Linked DNA regions of Homo sapiens: regions 1 and 2 are each linked to region 3. The links are chromatin contacts, found by Hi-C or POLR2A ChIA-PET in ENCODE. All regions are on one chromosome and are shown on one strand. Each heading gives the region's core, a stretch centred on a gene start or an enhancer-like site at or near the end of the contact. The rest is flanking DNA. Distances are from core to core; before and after follow the strand shown. Region 1 overlaps NCOR2 (nuclear receptor corepressor 2). Region 2 overlaps NCOR2 (nuclear receptor corepressor 2). Region 3 overlaps ZNF664-RFLNA (ZNF664-RFLNA readthrough).

Region 1 (3,452 bases), core at 824-3,323, 390 kb after region 3:
AGAGGTGAGAAAGAGACAGAGACTGGGAGAAGGGGAGACACAGAGACGGAGATAGATAGACAGATGAGATCCAAGAAAGGACAGAGACCTGGAGATGGACAGGAGATGAGACTGAGAGGTGAGACTGGAGTGAGAGAGATGAGAAAGAGAGGATCAGAGAGAGAGAGAGAGGCAGTCACAGAGAGACAAGATCCAAAGGAAGGGGACAGAGACTCAGAGGAAGATGAAACTAGGAGAGGGAAAGAGAGAGAAGTGGGGAGAGGGAAAGAGACAAGACCCGAAGAAAGGGGACAGGGACCCTGAGACAGGCAAAGGGAGGGAGCCCTGGAGAGTAGAGGCGGGAGGTTCTGGAGCCCACGCCATGAGGGCTGGAAGACACCCCCACCCACTGCTGCACCGAGACCCCAGGACCGTCCTCTTCTCTTCCCAGGCCCCTCCCCACGGTCTCCAACACACAAAGCAGGGTGCTGCAGCTGGCCTCCCAGGGCCTGGGGGGCCACAGCGACCTCAGGAGCCTGCTGTGCACCTTAACTTGCTGTCTGTCCCCAATCCGCGGCATTCAGTGGCACCCGCTTTTCTGGGGAGGGGATCCCCAACTTTTTCATATTCTCAGCAGTGTCCAAACCCCCTCAAAAGTTCCAAAGCTACTGACTGGGAGCCACGCTATGTCCAGCCCCCGGGACCCCAGCCCCATTGGAAACAGGAAAAGGAGGGAACCCCAGGCTCTGACGGACGAGTGAAGCCTCATGGGGCTCAAGGGCCTGGAATCCACCTCAGTCCCCGGGTCATTCTGGTGGTGACTTGGCCAGGGCCTCCCCACCTTCCATCAGTCTGGCCGCCGCCCCCCGGCCAGGGTGGGCCATGGGGGTCCTCAGTCCCACAGGCTAGGACCAGCACCCTTCATCTCATAACAGGGTGTCTCTGAGCACACCTCAGAAGCCCTCAGTTTCCTCATCTGAAATCTATGGCATCGCAGCCTCATCTTCTGTTATTCAATAACTGTTTACTGAGCATCTACTATGTGCCAGGCACTGTTCCAGGTGCTGGGGACACAGCAGGGAGCAAGACACAGTTGAGGGCTCTCACAGAGGTGACACTGACAATAAGCAAGATGACCAAGATAATCCTGGATTTGGGAACTTAAATGGAATGGTGGGCTAGTGGGTGCTGGGGGACGGGGTGTGAGGGGCTATTTTAGATTCCGTGGTGCAGAAAGATCTCCCAGAGAGGATGGCCTTGAGCTGGGATCTACGTCATCAGAAGGACCCGGCTCTGGGAAGATCCAGAAGGAAGGGAACTCCAGCTGGAGGGCACCGCAGGAGACAGGAACAAACTCTGTGTATCGGAAGCACAGACAGAGGAAGGCCCTGTGGCTGGACAGTGCTGGGGAGGGGCAGAGAGGACGGAGGAGGGGCTGTGAGCAAGACTGGCAGGGCCAGTCCTGCAGGGTCCTGTGAGTTTCGACATGGCAAAGGGTTTGGTCTTTTATGCAAAAGACAGCTGTGAAGGCCTAGAAGCAGTGAAGGCCCAGGCGCCATGAGCACAGCAGCACCCATATCTCAGCAAAGACCATCCTCCAATCCCAGAAACCGCGCTGCCCGGGCCATGGCTGATTCCAGCGCTCGGCCAGGAAGTATGCAAGAAGAGCCCAGAGTGACTTTAAGTCAAGAATTGCCAAAAACAAAAGAAAACAAAAGTCAAAAGGACACAGAACCCAGCCTGAAGGTTTCCGGCTGCCAGAGCTGGAACAATGTGAGTGACAACAGAAATAACCCTGGGACTAGATTAGCGTCCCAGGAATAAAACAAATCCCCACGAGTCCATGTGATTACAAACAAATGATTCAATACATCAATACATGGAGGAGAAGGGACAGATCTTTCTTCTAGAGTTCCAATGAATAAATGTCCAAGAGAGGAGGGAAACAGAAAATCGTCATTAGAACGCAGTAATAACCCAACCACCGCTGGCAAGATCCGGGGATGAATGCTAAATTGGTTGGCAAAATTTTAAGGAGCAACAGGAAATTTGCACAGTCTCAAAGAATCTCCCCGCAAGTATGTATGAATCATGGCGGTGGCTCCACAAATCTATATTCCTCCCTCCAGGAGGCGGAGCTTAACTCCCCTGCCCTGGAAGATGGGTGGGACTTGGTGACTCCCTAGTAAAGAACAGAGCAAAGGAGGGATAACTCTAAGGCGACAGCGGAGACCTAGGGCAGAGCCCCCTATCATGTGGGCATCACGCAGCCCCCTTACCTCTCTCTGGTCTTCCCCAAAACCCACCATCCCAGTCTTACCAGGAGGAAACACCTGTCAAAGAAAGCCATGACCAGTGATCTTCAAAAGTGCTGGGGTGGTGAAAAACAAGGCAAGGCTGAGAAGCCGTCACGGGCTGGAGACTAAAGAGACACGAGCACAAATGTCACGTGAGAACCTGAATCAGATCCTGGACCAGAAAACAGACGTTGGCGGAGAGACGGGTGAAAATGCAAAGACAGCTGGTAGTTTAGCAGAGGGTCATGTGCCACTATTTCTTTCTTAGTATTTTGTTTTGTTTTGTTTTGATTTTTGTTTTTAGAGACAGGGTCTTACTCTGTCTCCCAGGCGGGAGTGCAGTGGCTCGATCATGGCTCACTGCATCCTTGAACTCCTGGGCTCAAGCAATCCTCCTGCCTCAGCCTCCTGAGTAGCTGGAACTACAGGTACATGCCACCATACTTGGCTAATTTATTTTTTGGTAGAGATGAGGTCTTGCTTTGTTGCCCAGCTCGTCTCCAACTCCTAGCCTCAAGTGATCCTCCCACCTTGGCCTCCCAAAGTGCTGGGATGACAGGCGTGGGCCACCATGGCAGGCCCTAGTTGTGGTAAGTGTTTCTCTGCTGTTATATAAGCTGTCCACATGAGGGGTGCCAGGTGACGTGTGTGGGGGAACTCTGTGGAGCGTATTTGCAACTCTTCTGTTGCACAACGTACAATCTAGTTACTTCAAAATAAATAGTTCCACCTTCTCACAAAAGAAGAGAGATAGAATCCACTTTGAAACACCGTGGTGAAGACCATACAAAATTGACTTTGGGGTTTGCAGGTGGTACACTGCCTAGTACAGGTGGGAATGTCACCCCCAACCCCAACTACAAAAAAACTGATATGTGTAAAGTCCTAAGCCCCAGCACCTCAAAACATGACCTCATTTGGAAACAGAGTCTTTAGAGCGAGAAGCAAGTTAGAATGAGGTTACTGGGGTGGGCCCTAATCCAATGACTTATGAAAAGGGGAAATTTGGACAAAAAGACAGACACACACGGAGGGGAGATGACGCGAACAGACACGGGAAGAACACCACACGAATACAAAAGACGGGAGTGACGCATCTCCCAGCCAAGGAACGCCAAGGAGGCCGGCAGCCGCCAGGAGCTGGAACCGGCAAGGAAGCAGCCTCCCCCAGAGCCT
Region 2 (3,606 bases), core at 731-3,230, 410 kb after region 3:
GATCTAGGAACACGCAAAGACATACACACATGTCCACACACATCAAGGCGCACGCACATACACATGTGCACCCAAGTGAACACATGATGTAACCACACCCGCCCCACACCCGCCATCTCACGCACATCCACCTGTACACACATGCACACAGCCTAACGTGTACCCATGTGAACACATGCGTATGCACACAGGTGCACAGATGCACGAATACCTATATACATGCCTCACATGTGCCAATTCGTGGATGAATGTTCACGCATGTGCACACAGCACCCACAGGTATACCTGCACACATACACGCACCCACGTGTGTATGCATGGATGTGTAAGTGCACAGATAACCACAGGCCCCACATGCTGACTCATATACGCTTATACACATGTGCACACAGCCATCCAGAGGTCCACACATACACACATGCCCGCATACACACACCCAAGTGTGCTGTATCAATGCACGAATCACCACATGCTCGTCCCACACAAGCTGACTCTTACTCTAAGTATTCACATACAAGTATGCACAGCCATCCAAAGGCACACGTGTATCTAACACACATACCACACATACATCCACCCGTATACACACGTGTACCCACAGGCACACAAACCACACATACATCCACATGCGGCTCTCCTCTAGAGCACAGAAACAGACCTGACACTCATCACTCCCTAGCCTCTCCCCTGCCTGGAAGCCCCATCCTAGCCCCTTCTCTGCCACACTGGCTTCCTCATCTGCAGATTGGGGGCAGCACCTACTCACCCAAGAAGCCCCAAGCCCCCAGTCCTGCACCCAAGCCCCTCCGCTGGCTGCAGCAGTGCCTCAGGGCAACGGCCTACCCGGAGCTTCAGCTTCCTCATCTGCAAACAGAGCCCCATGCCCATGAGCCCCGTGCAGAGCTCTCCCAGGGTGGGTGACGAGCAGGAAAAGCGGCAGGTCAGAGGACGCGTGCAGCAGCCTCGCGGGGCTGAAACGGACAATCTGAAAGAACCCCTGGACCCTGGGGGCAGTTTTGATGACCAGGTGGCCGGGCATGGAGGCCAGAGGTGGGGGCCTGGCCCAGGATGCTGAGGCCACAGGACGGGGTCTGAAGCACTGCTCTGAAAATCTTCAATCAGGGGATCTGATGCTGGGCCCTACAAACAAGCATGAGGAGTGCCAAAACCCCCAAAAGGCTCTACTGAATGCTTCACGTTCACGGTGACTGTTAATGGTATTATTCTTCTTTGCCCTGCTCAGTCCCGATCACACTGTGCACACACTGAGTCCTAATCACATCATATAAACACTTTCCTTTTAAGACGCTTAAACTGGAAGACAAGGACCTGAGTCTTCTGCTGATTTCCGCATTACTCAGCAACTGGGGTTGCCGCTTCCATCAATCCTGCCTCCTCTCCACCTTGTGAATGAGCCATCTACATCTCTATTGGAAGCAGCCTTCTACCTTTCCCCAGTCGACCTAGCTCAAGGCCCGTCTCCTCTATGAAGCCCATCCTGACTGTTCCCCAGTGTCCTGAATTCCTACGGTACCAGCAACCTGTGCTGCACAAATGCCCCTTATGTATCCACACATCGCTAGCGCTGCCTCTGTGTATGTTTTATCCAGATTCCAAGTGCGTGCCTTGTCCCGGAACCAACAGGCTCCTACCTCGTGCCCACCACCTTTGAAGATCAAAGGAGACGCCAGTCCCCTCTCTGGGACTTGGCCTGTGCCATGCCCCCTCACCCTAACGCCCTCCTTCCGGCCCACCCGCTGCCTCCAAGAAGCCTTTCCCAGCACCCACTTCCAGGTCACGCTTCTGCCCTCCTGGGCCCAGGCCACCCCGTCTGCTCCTGCTCTCAGGCTGCAGCCACCCTGATGGCTGCCCTGCCATCTGTGCACACCTGCCCGGCCCCCACCCACGCAGGCAGCTCCCAGGAGGCGGGGAGGCGGGAAAAGCCTCGCTCAGCGGGTGCCTCACCAATGTGCTCCGAATGGATAATGAGCCAGACTCCAGCACTCAGAACTGCCAGGCGGGCCCTGCCCGGCAGGGAAGCTGCGTTTTCCGGCTGGCTCGAAAAACAGACCCTTGTCCTCCATCTCTCCAGGAACCAGCAGGGAAGGAAGGCGGATTAAAATTTAATCCTACTGATCCCCCAAGGGGCGGTAAGTCCTGGCTGCTCCTGCCAAAGGCGGCTGGGGGCCTCCCGCACATTAGGCTGCAGGCTTTGGAGGCTCAGAGACTCAGCCCGGGCGGAGGATCCCCACCAGCCCCCACGCCCCCAAACCAGAGGCCTCTTCCACAGGCCAGAGCTGGCCACCCGCCTCCATCTCCCCTCCCTTCCTGCCGCCTGAATATTTGCACAATAATTATTTAATGTGCATCTGCCGTGTGGTGAGCACTGTTTTAGGTGCTGGAGATGCCACTGGAAATAAAAGTGGGCAGGAATAAAATCCCTGCCCTTACGGAGTTTCCATTCATAATAAACAGAATAAATAAGTAAAACAGAAATCATGTCCCATGGGGACAAGGGCTAAGGAGAATCAGAAGCCACAAAGGAGGAAAACGGGTGTCATCCTGAAAACTCCTTTTCCTGAAAAAAGGGTTTTCAGTATTAAGTAGAGGGTTGAAACGGGTCTTGCTGAGAAGGGGCCACTTCAGCAAAGAGGGAAGTGACAGTATGAGCCTTGCAAGGAGAGGAGCTCCAGGCAGAGGGCCAAGGCACTGCAGCAATGTGCTGGGCCACTGACCTGGCCTCCACAGCTGCTGGAGAGAACCGTGTCTGCTCTCCACCGAGGATCAGAGAGGGCAGGTAGAGGTGACACTCTCAGGAGCCCTGCCCATGTCCCCTCCACTTTGGGCTCCTGGAGCCATCTCAATCTTGGCTCCAAGTCCCAGGCTCAAAGCTCACTTGCTCTGCAATCTCAGGGAGGTCTCCTTCCCTCTCTGAGCTTTGGTTTCTTGATGAGCAAAATTGAGAGAATAACAGTAGTTCTACTAAATGCAAATAGTATTCTATTAAATGCACAAGGTAAACAAACACAAGAAGAAATGAGAGCTATGATAATGACAATTAATAGCACCAGCTGGCACTTCTTTGGTGCCAGACACTGTCTGTCCTAAGGGCACTAGGAAATTACCCCTTTAGTCCCCACACCAACTGTACTAGGTGATGCCGTCGTTGTCATTGTTTTAAAGCTGTGGAGCATGAGGCACAGGAAGGTTTAAGTACAACGCTCCAGGGTCACAGAGCCAGGAAGTGGGAGAAATGGGATTTGAACCCAGGATGGCTGGCTGAAGGATGTGTGGCCCCTTGGCTCTCCTATGACTGTTACTAGTGGTGCTTGGGGTGAGGGGTCAGGGTGTGGGAGAGTGAGCCGGGCACACAGTTCCCAGGCCCCAAACAGGCTTGTCTCATTCTGCATGACATCGCTGTTTCTAGAGGTGGAGGCATAGCCAAACAGGTTGATCCAGTAGTTCCCTGCCTCAGGCTGCCACTGCAGGCACCCACCACGTGACTCGAGGCCTCCCCACCCCCACCTCAACTCTGAGCACTGATTGGCCAAGGAAGATATTACAGAAAAGGCAGCTGGGAAGGGTGGCTGGGACTACAGGCAGGAG
Region 3 (3,603 bases), core at 212-2,711:
CTACCTTGTCTTTAGTGGAGGAGAAGATGAAAGGGAAAGGGCACGTGGAAACGTGTGCTGGGTGCCCCTGCGCCATCTCCCTGTGTCTGGACCCCAGACACCTCACTGCTCCGGAGGTGCTTTCAGTCCTATATATATTAACCTGAGCTTAGAAAGGAACCTTCAAGCTCCAAAATCTCCTCCCAGGTCCTGGTTAAGAGCCTTTTCACAAATTGGATTCTGCAGTCCTGCATTTTAGTTGAAAATCCCCAATGGAAGCTCTCTGAACTACAAAAGAAGAGACGAATTACCAGGATGCCCCCTCCATAAAATGAAAAAGCCCTACAAGCTGCTGATTAGTCTTTTTTCAGCTCTAAAAGTCAAGGAAGGTCTCGGCCGGGCGGGGAGCTCATTCCTATAATCCCAGCACTTTGGGAGAGGCTGAGGCAGGCTTGAGCTCAGGAGTTCAACACCAGCCTGAACTTGAACTGGCAACATGGCAAAGCCCATCTCTACAAAAAATACAAAAATTAGCCAGGCGTGGTGGTGCGTGCCTGTGGTCCCAGATACTCAGGAGGTTGAGGTGGGAGGTTGGCTTGGACTTGGGAGGTTGAGGCTGCAGTGAGCCAAGATTGCACCACTGCACTCCAGCCTGGGCAACACAGTGAGACCCTGTCTAAAAAAAAAAAAAAAAAAATCAAGGTCTTCATAACTCTAGGAGGCAGAGTGGAATTGAGTCTTTGGCTTCAAGGAGAGAGTGGAGGGAGGCAGCTTAACAGGACGAGAGTAAAGTGAACAGAAAAAGCCTCTCAGAAAAATAAAGGCAGGCGACAGCAAGGAGAGAGGAAAAACCCCCACCTCTCGCGCTGAACAGGGAAATGGGATAGAAAACGTTCCCTGTGATATGCCAACTGAGAATCAACTAGATCTGTTCCACATTTCTTTCTCCTCCTTTTCCCTTTGTACATATTTCCGTGCAGACAGCTTCAGGACGCAGTTCCGGGGAAGCTTATTTCTTCAAAACCCCCCTCTCTCTGCTAGAACAGGCCGTGATTGCTGCGTACCAGCAAGGGGGCAGTCAAGCACAACGCATGAGAAACAAAGGTCCTTCAACCTCCAAGCCCGCAGGAGAGCAGCTCCACTCACTTCCTTTGAAGTGGCCCTCTCTGTTTTTTCTAGGATCGAGAATTTTCCTGTAATACACTGGTCTATTTTTAAACCCACTTTCCATTCGCTAGAAGTAAAGAGTGGAAAAATATAATGAATTGTAGAAAGAAACGGAACATAGGTATAAATGTCAATGGTGGGATTTTATAGGCACATAGAAATCTCCCCTTTAAAAGACACTGCAATTATTTTTAGAATGAGAATTGGTCTCAGGGTGGCCTGAGAGAAGAAATGGGAAAAGAACATTTCAACTTTTACTCTACGGTTCAAACCAGTGATGGCGGTTTGCCATCCTCAATTCAGCACATAAACATGTGGGCTGCCCACCATCCGTGAGCGTGGCAGATACTATGGGAGACGCTAAGGCGACTTAGACAGGATCTCTGCCCTCAAGAGGGTTCCATCTAATTAGGAGGGGACAGACAGACTCACAAATGGCCAAAACAGAAAGTGAAGCCCATCACAGTCACCAGTAAAGTGCAGAGCAAGTGAGAAGAGGGAGGGACCTTCCTTCAGGGGACGGGATATCTCCCATTCCGTGGAGCTGGTGGCACTGGAGGCAGACCTTGAAAGATGACACTGCAGGGACGGGCCGGATGCCCACCCATCCCATTTTCTCTTCCCGGGCCTGTGTTGCAATGAGGTTAGAGTCACGTGGCTGGGCCATGCGATAGAGCCAGTCAGAAGTGGTGGAAGTGAAATATGCCACTTCCGGCCAGGCGCGGTGGCTCACACCTGTAATCCCAGCACTTTGGGAGGCTGAGGCAGGTGGATCACCTGATGTCGGGAGTTCGAAACAGCCTGATCAACATGGAGAAACCGCATCTCTACTAAAAATACGAAATTAGCCGGCCGTGGTGGCACATGCCTGTAATCCCAGCTACTCGGGAGGCTGAGGCAGGAGAATTGCTTGAACCTGGGAGGCGGAGGTTGCAGTGAGCTGAGATTGCGCCATTGCACTCCAGCCTGGGCAATAAGAGTGAAACTCTGTCTCAAAAAAAAAAAGAAAAAAGAAAAAAAGAAATATGCCACTTCCATGTCTGACTGTAACACCCCTTGTGTGGCCATCCAAGCTTTCCCTTTCTCTTCCACACAGAGCCCACATGTTTAAGATAAGTGGTAGAAGCCAGTATCCTTGAGTGCTTGTTGAAAAGAGCTGTCCAGGAGAGCTACCCAACCCACATCACACTATGATGTAAGAGAAGATAGAATTCAGCCACTGAGCTGCTGGGGTGGTTTGTTATAGCAAGTGGTGTCTCTTAGGACAGATGAATAGGTTTTGACCAGTGAAAATGTGGGACCTCTTCCCTGAGTCTCATTCTGCCGAATGTGCTGTTATTAGGACACGCACCACATTTACGGATATCGCTTGTTTGAGGCCAGCCATCCAAGCTTCACTATTTGTACCATGAAAAGGACCTCATCTATCTTGCCCTCCCTCCCATCCCTAGAACCTAGCACAGTGCATCACATACAGTCGGTGTTTAATAAATGGTTTGTTAAACAAAATGGGTAAGAGGGGGCTTTGTTTGGGGAACATCCAATAGTCTAGTTTCAGGAAAGCATAGGATATTTCTATCTAAAGGAGATGGGCATTTAGGTGGGCCTCTGTGGGGACCCTTAACAGGGTGTCAGGAGTTGGCGCTTATTTTGCGGGGCTGTATCCTGAAGCCTTCCCTCCTTTCCTATCCGCTGCAATACTTCATGGGCGTTTTCTTTTGTAAACTTCAATAACTTATTACTAGTTGCCTGTATCTCTAGTCCAACTTTCAGCCTTACTTATCCTAAAAGAACAATAGAGAGAGAGAGAGAGAGAGAGACCTGTGATCCCTGTAATATGAACCTGCTTGTTTAAAGATGTTAGAAAACCTAACTCAACTGACTTTAGGTTAAAAACCACTGGCTCATATAACTGAAAAGTCCAGGATAGTTATAACTGCTTCAAGCATGGACAGATCAGGGCTCTCAAACAGTGTTGTCAAGAATTTCTGATTTTTCTGCTTATTGGAAGTGACGGCATGCCAGTTCTAAGTTTAGGCTTTATTTATATTTTATATTTTTATTTTTATTTTTGAGATGCCCAGGCTGGAGTGCAATGGCACGATCTCAGCTCACTGCAATCTCTGCCTCCCAGGTTCAAGCGATTCTCCTGCCTCAGCCTCCCAAGTAGCTGTGATTACAGGCTCCTGCCACCACGCCCAGTTAATTTTTTGTATTTTTAGTAGAGATGGGGTTTCACCATGTTGGCCAGGCTGGTCTCGAACTCTTGACCTCAGATGATCCACCTGCTTTGGCCTCCCAAGGTGCTGGGATTACAGGCGTGAGCCACCACTCTTGGCTAAGCTTAGGCTTTAAAAAGCATGGCGTGTTCCCACTCGCCCTCATGCATCTGTGCTCTCACCATGAGAAGAGCTTGCCTGGCAGGCTACTGTCCGTTCAGTCTGAGTCCCCGTATGA

Evidence for each region. Hi-C counts contacts between places; a loop is a spot of excess contacts on that map. ChIA-PET counts read pairs that join two places held with the same protein, here RNA polymerase II (POLR2A). Pooled maps may share reads with other maps.
Region 1: a loop to region 3 is called in a map of heart left ventricle, with 2.8 times the contacts of the local background. The contact joins two enhancer-like sites. A Hi-C loop is called at or near these places in 1 of 168 maps with a recorded cell type or tissue (heart left ventricle) and 1 of 50 pooled maps. POLR2A ChIA-PET finds 5 or more read pairs at or near these places in 3 of 52 experiments (K562, PC-9 and activated T-cell).
Region 2: a pooled map shows a loop between it and region 3 (2.0-fold over the local background). The contact joins two enhancer-like sites. A Hi-C loop is called at or near these places in 4 of 50 pooled maps. POLR2A ChIA-PET finds 5 or more read pairs at or near these places in 2 of 52 experiments (K562 and PC-9).

Annotation. Positions count from the first base shown.
Region 1 is chr12:124,439,583-124,443,034 of GRCh38, forward strand. The region is part of intron 9 of NCOR2 (nuclear receptor corepressor 2); the gene reads right to left. Among named protein-coding and RNA genes, the nearest start is that of MIR6880, 100 kb to the left of the region's middle. RefSeq lists enhancers at 1-598, 599-1,319. Within about 2 kb of position 2,074, at least 12 of the 41 ENCODE cell types and tissues checked have a DNase peak (open chromatin) inside an H3K27ac peak, as active enhancers do.
Region 2 is chr12:124,461,576-124,465,181 of GRCh38, forward strand. All of the region lies in intron 7 of NCOR2 (nuclear receptor corepressor 2), which reads right to left. Among named protein-coding and RNA genes, the nearest start is that of NCOR2, 100 kb to the right of the region's middle. RefSeq lists enhancers at 1,023-1,589, 1,590-2,157. Within about 2 kb of position 1,981, at least 2 of the 41 ENCODE cell types and tissues checked have a DNase peak (open chromatin) inside an H3K27ac peak, as active enhancers do.
Region 3 is chr12:124,052,995-124,056,597 of GRCh38, forward strand. All of the region lies in intron 2 of ZNF664-RFLNA (ZNF664-RFLNA readthrough), which reads left to right. Among named protein-coding and RNA genes, the nearest start is that of ZNF664-RFLNA, 82 kb to the left of the region's middle. Within about 2 kb of position 1,462, at least 2 of the 41 ENCODE cell types and tissues checked have a DNase peak (open chromatin) inside an H3K27ac peak, as active enhancers do.